Linked DNA regions of Homo sapiens: region 1 is linked to region 2. Evidence: chromatin contacts called from ENCODE Hi-C or POLR2A ChIA-PET data. All regions are on one chromosome and are shown on one strand. The core of a region is the stretch at or near the end of the contact, and the rest is flanking DNA. Distances in the headings are between cores, read along the strand shown.

What was found. A loop is a pair of places that touch in the nucleus more often than their neighbours do. ChIA-PET counts read pairs that join two places held with the same protein, here RNA polymerase II (POLR2A). Pooled maps may share reads with other maps.
Region 1: a loop to region 2 is called in a map with no recorded cell type, with 2.5 times the contacts of the local background. The contact joins two enhancer-like sites. A Hi-C loop is called at or near these places in 3 of 37 single-sample maps with no recorded cell type and 2 of 50 pooled maps. POLR2A ChIA-PET finds 5 or more read pairs at or near these places in 3 of 52 experiments (activated T-cell and activated naive CD4-positive, alpha-beta T cell).

The regions. Positions count from the first base shown.
Region 1 is chr7:132,878,935-132,884,698 of GRCh38, reverse strand. The region is part of intron 5 of CHCHD3 (coiled-coil-helix-coiled-coil-helix domain containing 3); the gene reads left to right. Among named protein-coding and RNA genes, the nearest start is that of MIR3654, 150 kb to the left of the region's middle. Within about 2 kb of position 1,803, at least 2 of the 41 ENCODE cell types and tissues checked have a DNase peak (open chromatin) inside an H3K27ac peak, as active enhancers do.
Region 2 is chr7:133,050,862-133,056,895 of GRCh38, reverse strand. All of the region lies in intron 2 of CHCHD3 (coiled-coil-helix-coiled-coil-helix domain containing 3), which reads left to right. Among named protein-coding and RNA genes, the nearest start is that of MIR3654, 19 kb to the right of the region's middle. Within about 2 kb of position 3,140, at least 9 of the 41 ENCODE cell types and tissues checked have a DNase peak (open chromatin) inside an H3K27ac peak, as active enhancers do.

The sequences.
Region 1 (5,764 bases), core at 554-3,053, 170 kb after region 2:
CCATGAGGTTGCAGAGTAAGCTCTCTCTCTTTTGAATGAAACCCTCCAAATTTTATTTGTTGAAAATGTTATTTGATAAGAAAATAGGAAAAAATAAGAAATACACTATTAACCCTCACTCAGTACAGTTATGTATATGTTAAATGTGTTTGCTGTCTCCATATGTTACCGAACTGAGTACCTCTTGAATGTAGGGAGCATTTTCTCATTCATGTAGCAGATATTTACTTAAGCACCCTGGTCTTGTGCCAGCAGCTATGTACTAGTGAAGAAAATGAGGTAAACATCTGTCTTCATGGAGCTTAAATTCAATTAAAACCAGAATACATATTGTATGGCAGGTTATGATAATTTCGGGAGGAATAAAATGGGAAAAGAGAGTCCCAGGGCTGGGGTTTAGGCATGGAGTTGGGTACAGAGGGAAGAACTCTCTGTTGAGATGACATTTGGGAAGAGGCCTATGGTAATAGGGAAGCAAGCCATTGCCAAAACCGTGAAGCAGGCGTGAACTTGGCATGTTTGGGAAGGCTGGGGGGTTTGGGAGCAGATGAACCCTCTGGCTGCTGTGTTGGGCAAGAGTTGAAGCAACAGAGAATTAGTAAGAAATTACGGCAGTAATTCGGAAAAGGGATGACTGGTGTGGGTCTGAGTGCCGACAGGGGAAGTAATGAAATGTGGTTCGGTATTTTAAAGGTAGAGCTGACCAGATTTGCTGATGGCTTTGAACATGAGTGAAGAAAGAATAAACTCTAGGTTTATGGCTTTTATAACTAGAAGGTTTTTCCACAGGTGAAGATTCTTAAGATATGGATTGGGATGTTGGTGGTGGAGGAAATCAGGAGTTTGATTGTGGATATGTTAAGCTCAGGACACTTAAGACATTGAAGTAGAGATGTTGAATAGGCATAAAGTGAAATGGTTTAGAGAATGTCAGTAATTTTTCCTGTAAAGGGCTGGATAGTAAATATTTTAGGCTTTGCACACCACATTTGGTTTCTGTGCAGCTCCCCACCTCTGCCTTTGTAATGTGGAATCAGAGAAAGCCAACTGTAAATGAATGAGTGTGGCTCTGTTCTAATTGAAAGACCCTGAAGTATGAAGCTCATATAGTTTTCACACATCACAAAATTTTGCTTAAATTTTTTTCCAACCACTTAAAAATGTAAAACCAAAAACAGGTACTGGGCCTGATTTGGCTCCCTCGTTGTAGTGGGCAGAACTCTGATTTAGAGCACAAGGCTCTGATGTCAGATGCCTTGGATTCAAATTTCTGACCTGGCATTTCCCTGCTGTGTAATGTGGAGCATCTTATTTTTCCTCTCAGTTGTTTCATATATTAAGTGATGATTTAATAGTACTTACCTCACTTGTTAAATGAGCTAATACTCATAAAGCACCTGTAATAGTATGTAGCACAGAGTAACCATTCACCCACTAATTGTTTTACTTCTATACCTAGAGCATTGTACATGGCTTAGAGTTTGTATTAGTCTGTTTTCTCACTGCTATAATGAGCTGCTTGAGACTGGGTAATTTATGAAGGGAAGAAGTTTAATTGACCCACAGTTCTCCATGGCTAGGGAGGCCTCAGGAAACTTACAATTACGGCAGAAGGTGAAAGGGAAGCAGGCACCTTTTTCACATGGTGGCAGGAGAGAGAGAGCGTGCAGGGGAAACTACTTTTAAACCATCAGATCTGAGAACTCTCTCACTTATCACAAGAACAGCCTGGGGAAACCACACCCATGATCCAGTTACCTCCCACCAGGTCCCTCCCTCAACATGTGGGTATCACAATTCAAGATGAGATTTGGGTGCAGACACAGAGCCAAACCATATCAGAGTTAGTAAATGTTAAATGAGTGAAAGTGAAAGTTTTTGAGGTGATATACTTGGCACCTGCTTTTCCTCACCCAATGACAGTTTTCTTTGTCATCAGGTTTTACTATGTTAGGTACCTTATAAACTTGCCTTTAATTATTGTCAGGTTCAAGAAAAGGCACTGAAAAATATTCTCCCATTTCTCATAGACTCACCAATTTGATTGGTACAAACGTCTGAGAAGATTTGTTTCTGGCAGATTGAACTTATCTGCTCAACAACTGCTCAACAAATAAACTGTTAGGCTTTTTGGCACCAAGTAGAACAAGTGGTAGAAGATTAGATAGACACGATATGATAAGATCAAATTATTGTGAATATATATATATATATATATATATATATATATATATATAGAATATATTGTTTTCCTTTTTGAAGATCAGCCTGGGAAGTGGTCATCCTACAGTTGAAACTGAAATCTGAGAAGCACCAGTGAGCTTAGAAAGCTAAGGTGGAATATATACACTGCTGTTACTTAATACTCGATAACTCCACATTAAGTAAAAGAAAGAATGTTAGACAAGGAGTCAGAAGGTATGCTTTTGTCATGTGGCTGTTCGGCAATTCACCTAATCCCTTGTGGTGTCTGGTTCTTTATCTGCAAAATGGGGATATACTCTGTTCCTTGCTCATCTTCATGGTGATTGGGGGTAGATCAGATGAGTGTGTAAAAGCCCCTTGAAAGCTGGAAAGAGCTTAACAAATATCAGCTGTTGCCATGAAAGAATATTTGCTTACTTTCCATTGTGTATAAGATAACGATAATCATAGAATTAATATTATTCAACTTCCTTGTGTCTTTTGCACATTTCTGTACAGTCCTGTTTTTGTTTGTTACTGTCATTCTCAAAGTACTCAAGTTGAATTTTGTCACTTTGGATTTCTTCCAGGAATATGTGAGAGACATTTAGGTCTCTAATGATGAAGTATTTTCTAGGCGTAATGCAAAAGATTGTAAAGAGATTTTCTTCTGTATTGTGATGGCAGTGAGAATTACAATGTCTAACTATTTCTATTAGGAATTCTGCACACACTTTTGTATTAGACAGTGTAAAAATGCTGAATCCATTAATTCGTATTGTAAGAAATGATTCTAATATTAATATAATTTGCAGAATCATCTAACTTACTAGGAAATCCAGGTTGCCTGTGGTTTAAAAGTGGACATAAGCACATATCTTTTCCTCTTTTAACTAAATGAAGTGATGAAACTATAAAGTAGATACCAGATGGTGTATCATTAATGGAGAGGGATGTTGCATCAACGAGTCTTTTACAGAATCATTCTGAGGGAGATTCCTGAGATAACCTTACCATCTGCGCATCAACTAGATTAACACAGCAATTGTACACGTTATCACTTTTTGATGACTTGAACTATTCATTTATATTGGCTTGATGCAGATTTCTTTTGAGAGTATGAATCAAAGTGCACTGAACATGTGAAGTACATTTAGTTCTGTAATACAGCTTGATTTGCCTCTTGGATCTATTTCAATAAACTGCTTGTTAATTAGATAATTCCCATGTGTGAATGGAACTCCCTCTACCCAGGTATTTATATTGGCCACTTCACCCAGGAGTCTGATATAATTTTCTTCTTTCACTAACTTGTTAGGAGTAATAAGTGTAATTTAACTGGACACTGATTTCACCCTTTTTAGAATGAGTTTTCAAAAGCAGCGACACTTTACTGAGAGAGAAGGTCAAAGCCATTTGAAAAGATTTTTTAAGTCCTTATTTCATACTCAAATGTTGCTAAGTTATCAATGGCATCTCTGTGAACATTAGAGATATCACATTTAGGTGTCTTGCCTAATTGAAAGATACTTAGAGAGTATTAATTCCTGATTATTGGTATAAGAGACATAGATAGTATTAATTCCTGGTTGGTGATTTCATGAGAGGAAGTTGAGAACAGCTTTCAAAGAGAAGGTTCTTAAGTGTTTCTACGAAGTAGTCTCCAAGTCTCACAGGGAATTCTGTTTTTTTTGTTTTCCCAACTTTATTTTTGTTTGTTGTATAATTGACAAATATGTCCATAATGCTTTATACCTCTTTATGATAGCCACATTTTGTTTATAATACTTGTGATTAGTTATGTGTGTTTATCTTGTACACTCCTGAGGACACAGAGCTAATTTTCATATTTCTGTATTTTCTATTTTTTTCTTTTGTTTTTGAGGTTCCATAACTTGCATATTTCTGTATTTTCTACAAATAGCACAGTGAATGAATCCTAGATTTTCTAAGCTTATACTATGAAGTTATGTTTATGCAATTAGTGTATAGTTTTAAAATACACACAAATGTTTAGTATCTTCTTCACTAGCCATTTAAATTCATAATTTAATTCTATCCTGGGAGAAAGTCAAGTTTAACTTTGAATATTTTGTTATTGTTTATAGCATCCTTATTAACATGCTGATGATAACATTTACTGAGCATTTACATTGTGATTGGCACTTTGCATGGATTGTCTCATTTTATACTTACCAACAACCCTGTGTGGCTGTGCGCCCTATTGTTTAGGTGAAGGCTTAAAGTAATTCACCTAAGAACATACAGCCAAAATATGATAGATCTGGATTTGAGCCAGGTTCCATGCTTAAGCATTTAGCTGCTGTCTAGTACCAACTTGAAGATGTTCATTCTGTATGTAAATCCTGCTGATTGTAGCATTAGTTCTTTGTGTGGTAAGTTAGCTCTTACCAGCTTCTAATACAACTTTTTGGGTCCTGACGTTATGATTTGATTAATGCTACCTCATAACCTAAAAGTGTTAAGCATTCAAAAATGCATAATTTTCTCCCAGAATTTGACATTTCCTGGGAAAATTTGACCAAAAAAGAATAAGTAAGGTCTTATTACCTAGCGATTACAGCATGATACCCCTAAGAGTTATTTTAATATCGAGTTGTGCTTCTTTCACGTTGAAATAAGAAATTTATAGTCATTAAAGCAGCTTAAAAATTTCTTCTTGAGGTCTTCATTCACTTGCTCATACTTTGATTAATACTGCCTTCCATCTTTTCATCTCTTTCCATCTTCTGGAAAGAAAGCAAACCTTTTTTTTTTTTTTTTTTTTTTTTTTTTTTACTTTTGACAAAGTGTTCTGATAGTTATTTCATCAGAGTTTGGATCGTTGTGTGTTCTTCAGGAAAATGTGTATTTTTCAGGAGTCTGTTGGTCCTGTGGGAGGGAAGCGAGGGGTAGGACCGTGGTTATCGTGTCATAGAGGGCAGAAGCCACAGTCTCCCATGGGTCTTCCAGGATGAAGGGCCTTGTCTCCCCAGGACATGTTGAAGACTTGAGCTCTTTGATAATGTGTTTTGCATGTATAACTTCTCCATTATGAATTTGAATTGATTTGCTCTATGGCATCCACTTTGCTCTTGGCTTTCCTAAGAATGATGGGGTTTTGGCTCAGCATGAAGCCCTCTTGGCTTGAGGAGCTGAGGGAAATCAGAAAATTTAGTTAGGTATAATACAATGTTGAGTAACCCAGTGATGTGGCATGCATTTGTTCTTTGAGAACTCCTCCCTACACCTCCCCCCACTGCATTTACAATTTATTTGCATTCTTAAATATGAAGATATGTTTGTAAGATGGGCCACTTAAAATATTATTCTATGTGCTGTATGTAAAAAATGGAAGACTAATTTTATTAGGTTAGTTTTCCATGGCATATAATCAAATAGATGCCTCCTTGTCTATAAACATATTACCTATTATTCATCATGTGCTTACTATATTGAAGATCTGCTAAGTGTATACCATCCTTCAAAATTCTTTCCCATGTCAGGATCTTTGCCTTTGTTGTTCCCTGGGATGCTGTTTCCCACCTCTGAATAGCTGTCTCTGACTCCCTTACAAGTT
Region 2 (6,034 bases), core at 1,891-4,390:
ATAGTTGTGTGATCATGGACAAGTTGTCTCATTTTTCTTCAGAATAAAATGGGGAGACTAATGCCAATTTCTCATGGTTGCCATGGAGACTAAATGAGAAAATATACAGGTGCTGAGTGAAATATAGCAGGTGATCACTAAGTATCCTTTTCTTTTTTTCTTCTTTAACACAGAAGCATCCAGGGCCATAACTTCACTGCCACCTTTTACCTGTTCCACATTGACTCTTGCCAAGTGAACTACTTTCTGTCTACCCTCTTTGGCTTTCATTTGGTTTTCTGTGCCCTTGTTCCAACAAACATTTATTTATTTATTACTGGCTATGTGCCAGACACTGTACTAAGTGCCAGAGTTTCAAAGATGAATAGGTCAGAGATGTGACTGCCGACTAACTCTGCATAGGGCGGTCAGGGCAGACTTCAGGAAAGGGGTGGTGATGATGTTTGAGCTGAATATTGAAGGAGGAATAATAGGAGTTTACCAATCAGACATGATGGAATTGGTGGTGGGGGCGAGGAGGAGAAAGGGCATTTCTTGGGAGAAGGATGATGTGCGATGATGGGTGCATTGGTTACAGTCATAAAGGGCTTGGTGATTTCTGTGAATTATAACTAGTTATATTTATTTGAAATGCACGTACTTGGTGGGAGATGAGGTTACAAGGAGTAAATACGAATAGACTGACAAAGCTAAGGAGTGGGGATTTGCTTCTATAGTAAATGGCTCTAACCCTACATTTTTTTTTTTTTGAGGCATAGTCTTGCTCTGTTACCTAGGCCGAATGCAGTGGTGTGATCATAGATCACTGCAGCCTTGACCTTCTGGGTGCAAACAATCCTCCCTCCTCAGTTTCCTGAGTAGTTTGGGTTACAAGTGTGTGCCACCACCACATTTGGCAGACTTTTTTCTTTTTTGTAGAGACGGGGTCTCACTCTGTTGCTCAGGCTGGTCTCTAACTCTTGGGCTGAAGTGATTCTTCTGCTCAGCCTCCCAAAGCACAGGCGTGATTACAGGTGTGAGCCACTGCCCTGGCTCTATCCTTACATCTTTATACTATTTTTAATTAATATATATGTGTGAGTATGGTGGGGGAGGAGTGAGGGAGAGATATCACCTCCAAAGTCACCTCAACAGAACTTTTCTTGATCCTATTTGCCTTCCTCTAAACTCACATGACATTTTATCTATATTTTTCTCTTGGCAGTCAGTATTTTATGTATACACACACATATAATTATATATAATTAACTATAATATAATTAAATGTATAACACATGTTATAATTAATTATAATTTGATATATAACACAATTATATTAGAATTAATTATAATAAATACATAATAATTATAAACAATTATAATTAAATATGTAACAATTATATTATAATTAATTATAATAAATATATAACAATTATAATTAATTACATAACATAATTATAATTAATTATAATAAATACATAACAAATATAATTATGATTACTATATAACATAACTATTATAATTATATAACATAATTATAATTAATTATAATCAAATATATAATACAACTAATTATAAATATATAACAATTATATATAATATATTCAACTAATTATTCTAATTAAATAGATAATATAATTATAATTAATTATAATATATAAGTATATTATAAACATATAAGTATATGCAAAATTATATGTGTATATTTTATATACATATCATTATATATTAAGAATACATAATTTTTGTTTTTTTAAAGAGATGAGGTCTCACTGTTTTTCCCAGGCTGAACTCAAACTCTTGGGTTCAAGTGATACTCCCACCTCAGCCTTCCAAGTAGCTGGGATTAAAGGTGAGTGCCACCATGCCAGGCCCCTCTACATTTTAAAAACGGTTACTTATTTATAACTCTGTTAGCACCTTTACTATACATTAAGCTCCTTGTGGGCAGAAGGCATACCTGAGAGCCCCTGGTTCCTTTGTGACCCATATGGCATCTGTCTGACCTGTAGAAGGTGCTCAAGAAACACTTGACAATGGAATGAATGAATGGATGGGCCTGTGATCATCCCCAGCTTCTTCAGAATACTTTCCACTTCAAAAACATGTTTGATGAAAGCAGTCAGTCACAAAAGACCACATACTAAATGATCCCATTTATAGGAAATGTCCAGTATAGGCAAATGTATAAAGAGCAGAAGTGGTGGTTGCCTAGGGCTGGGGTGGTGGTGGTGGTAACAAGGATAGGGAGTCACTGCTGATTGTTGCACAACTCTGAGGATATACTAAACACCATTGCATGGTACTTTAAATGGGTAAATTTTATGTTATACACATTTTGTGTCAATAAAGCTTTTGAAATACTTTTGAAATTTTGTCAAATTTTAACAAAAGTATCTTTAAATGCATTTTTTTCCTGTTTTTATGTTTACCGTATATACATAGGGACTTGCATTATATAATATTTATTGTTATTTTTTGAAGTTTGGACTGGGAGCTCATAGCATGTGCTTTGGGACTTCATTAACCATTTCAGAGATGCAAGGCAGTGTGAGAGGGAATTCTTGTGAGCCTATGCAGAATGACCTCATTCTCTCTGTCAGAGAAATACTGCACTAAGTTATTTTAGTATTAGCAGAATGTCGTTGTTGGATATATTTGGACAGTATATTTTTGTTTCAAGTCATTGAAGAAGTTTGTCTTCATGGAGTAATATATTGCTTTATCTTAATAAATAGGCATAGCATTGGCAGAAGTACAAGGAATGGTGCTATTTTTCTGTCACCTTCAGAATGAAGAGGTAGGTATAGTTTGTTTTTTAGCCTGTTGATCTTGTACTTCTCATTAACAGGTACTTTATTTTTAAAAGTATGTTTTACATTAAAATAGCATTTGTGCACTAATGAAGCAATACTTATTAATAAAACATGCCCTTAGATAAATTGTTTAATGCAGTTTTCTTTTTTCTTCCACATTGTGGGGACTAGTGGTTTCTGTGTTGATGAAAGAGCAGGGAGCATCTTTTCTTGTGTGTTCATTCATGCAAAATTTTGCCCTCTTGAAAAATGAACAAAGATCATAGCCAGAAGGTATTTATCATGCAGTTAACCACAAGAAATCTTGAATGAGATCATCATCAAGTAACTTAAATAAAACAGTTATTTTCTGACACTTTATCACCAGAGTCATTCTTTAGGACACTTAGCATTATTATGTATGCATTTTTCTTTTTCATATAATTGCCAACTATTTTGAAGAATGGGATGCTTCAGATTAACGTCTTGGGAGGGAGACACAATCTACTTGACCCTGATTTAAAGGAATAGTGGAAGTGGGTGGTTCTTCACCACACATGTGATTGTTACTAGGGATTCTTCATAGACTCTGTCATAGCAAAAGTATTATATTTGGCTTCTCATGACGTGTCCCGTGACTAGCAGAGTGTTGCTCAGTGGAATGGCTTGGGCTGAATCAGTAGGTCTTTCCAAGTATAAATTTGAGTGCTCACTAGACCAGAGAGAGGCAGAGGCGTCAGGATTTGGTGGGAGATTCTCTGAGTGTTGCAAATAGTCCCCATCCCTCCTGTGCATGACCCAAGAGTTTGCTCTGAGACACCTATTGAATAAATGGCCAGCCAGCACTGTGGTTAGGTGAAAGGAGCACGAATATTGATAGATATTTAAGCCCTGACGTGACTGAGCCTGGCCTTCAGCTTTGCCTCTTACTATATTTGTGATGTCCAAGAGTGACAGGGGCTAACATAGCTATAAATAAGCAACTATTAAGAAATTGTAAAAAGCAGTGACTGCCAAGAGAAAAATATAGAGAAAATGCCGTGTGAATTTGGAGGAAGTTTAGAGTGATAGGAGCTGTGTGCCAAAGCCACTAGTCTTTCTTGGGCAATTCCCATTATGGAACAAAGGGATCCAGAATGCATTTTCCCAAAGAAAGAATGAGTACAGATGAAATATTGTTGTTAGAATAATTCTTCAGGCTTATCATGGGTTTTTGGGTTAACTTGGAAACCCAAATAGCATTTTACTTTTTAATGACGAATATACAAATGAGCTATGGCACCCCTGAAGAGTTGGCATGGTTTTCCATAGCTGCGGTCAAGGTTGGCTCCTTTCTGTACAGGTTTTCCATATGTCTTGTGAGAGGGTTTGAAATATCAACTTTGGATTCCAACATCTGAGTTCAGTTATTGTCTCTATGCAGTTTTGATTACAAGCAAACATTTGTATACATACAAATGTGTGTCTGTGTATGTGTGTTTGTCACTTAAGAAAATAATGTGTCAACCACAGATATGTTAGTATGAGCATTTTAACAGTTCGTTAGTCACTGAAGTTTTTTTGCAGTACAGGCTAATGCCAAAGGCAAGCTTTCTCCTGCTTGCTGTTTTGCCCAGGGCTGGCATGGCTGGTCAGTGACATCAAGGGATTGTAACAATTCACTTTTATAATAGTTGATATAATTTTGGTTGGCTTTTGTTTATTCACTATTTCAAGTATGATGGTGGTGGTTTTTTGTTTTTGCTTTTCTCTGCTTCAAAGCTATCAACGATTGCATTCCTCTCCTCCACTAAACTTTATGTAGGAGGGAGGGAGGATTTAGTACCTGCACATGGAAATACTTTGATGCTGTGTCGGGTCATTTTTCAGGGAGACAGAGGCCAGAGTCTGTGAAGGTCTGTAGCTGCAGAATGGTTAGCACAGAGGCAATTGATACAATGAGGGGGCTCAGGTTTTGGGACCAGCCAGCCCTGAGTCACCATGGGGCTCTTTATAACATTGGAATAATACTTAACTCAGGGCTAACCTAATGCCTAGAACATTGTAGAATCAGTAGAGACTAAATTGGCATGGTATTGGATTGCTGACTAGAAATACTTCTATCTCAACCTTATAACCAACTGGCTGTTTTACCTTGGGTATGTTTCTTTATTTCTCTGGGCCTTAGTGTTCTTATCTGTCAGATGGTGGAATGGACTGTTATCTCTAAGATTCCCTTGATAGATTCTGAGCTTTTTAGATAAGAACCATTTTCATTCGTCTTTGTTTCCTAACACTGCGATTATACTTGGACAAAACATTTTTTTGAACGAATGATTAGATTTGCAGCTATAGTTATATAGCTACATATAGTTATAATTATGAGCTTATTTGTATATGTCTGTGAACATTTATAAATGAGAATTGTCTTTTTTTGAGGTTATCCTCAAGCAGCCTGAAATGCAATTTTATCTCTAAATGTTCATTCATACATATACATATGTGTGTATGCCTAGAACTAATATATAAAATTTAAAAATTAGAAAAAAATAAAAATGATCAAGGTGCAAGAGTATACGTTTAAACAAATCTATTGCTTTAGAAGAATTTATTTATGTTGCATTATTTGGATATGATGCTTAGAATAACTTGGCTAGTAGAAAAATGCTGTTGGCAGCTTCTAGGTTTAAAAAAAGCACCCCAGAGAATTAGGGAAAAAATAGTAGTTAAAAGGGTACTGTCAAGGTTGGTAGGTCTAAATTTAACAGAGCAGCTGTGTTTTGGTTTGGAAGGGTGTGTGTGTCATGCTATCTCCCCGCGCTGTTTGCTTGCCCTGTTATGAGGCAGAAACATGTTATAATGGAGATAGAGATCCTGCCTTTTGAAATGCAGCCTCAAGAAGTGGCTGCTTGAATGTTGCAGTGCCCCCACTGGCTTACAAGAACCTTGTCAGTGTTTGGAGAAGTTTAAAGCTAGCAGGTGTAATTGTTGTTATGCTTTCTGGCTTGGCTGTGGTCTTTTTCTGAAGGAACTCTTCAAGAACATTGAGCAGTATTCTCTGTGCTTGAAATATTGTGTTTTATTGCATTTAAGATGCCAGTAATTATAAGATTTTATTTTATTTTTTGAGATGGAGTCTTGCTCTGTCACCCAGCCTGGAGAGCAGTGGTTCAATCTCAGCTCACTGCAGTCTCTGCCTCCTGGGTTCAAGTGATTCTGGTGCCTCAGCCTCCTGAGTAGCTGGGATTACAGGCACGTTCCACCACGCCTGGCTAATTTTT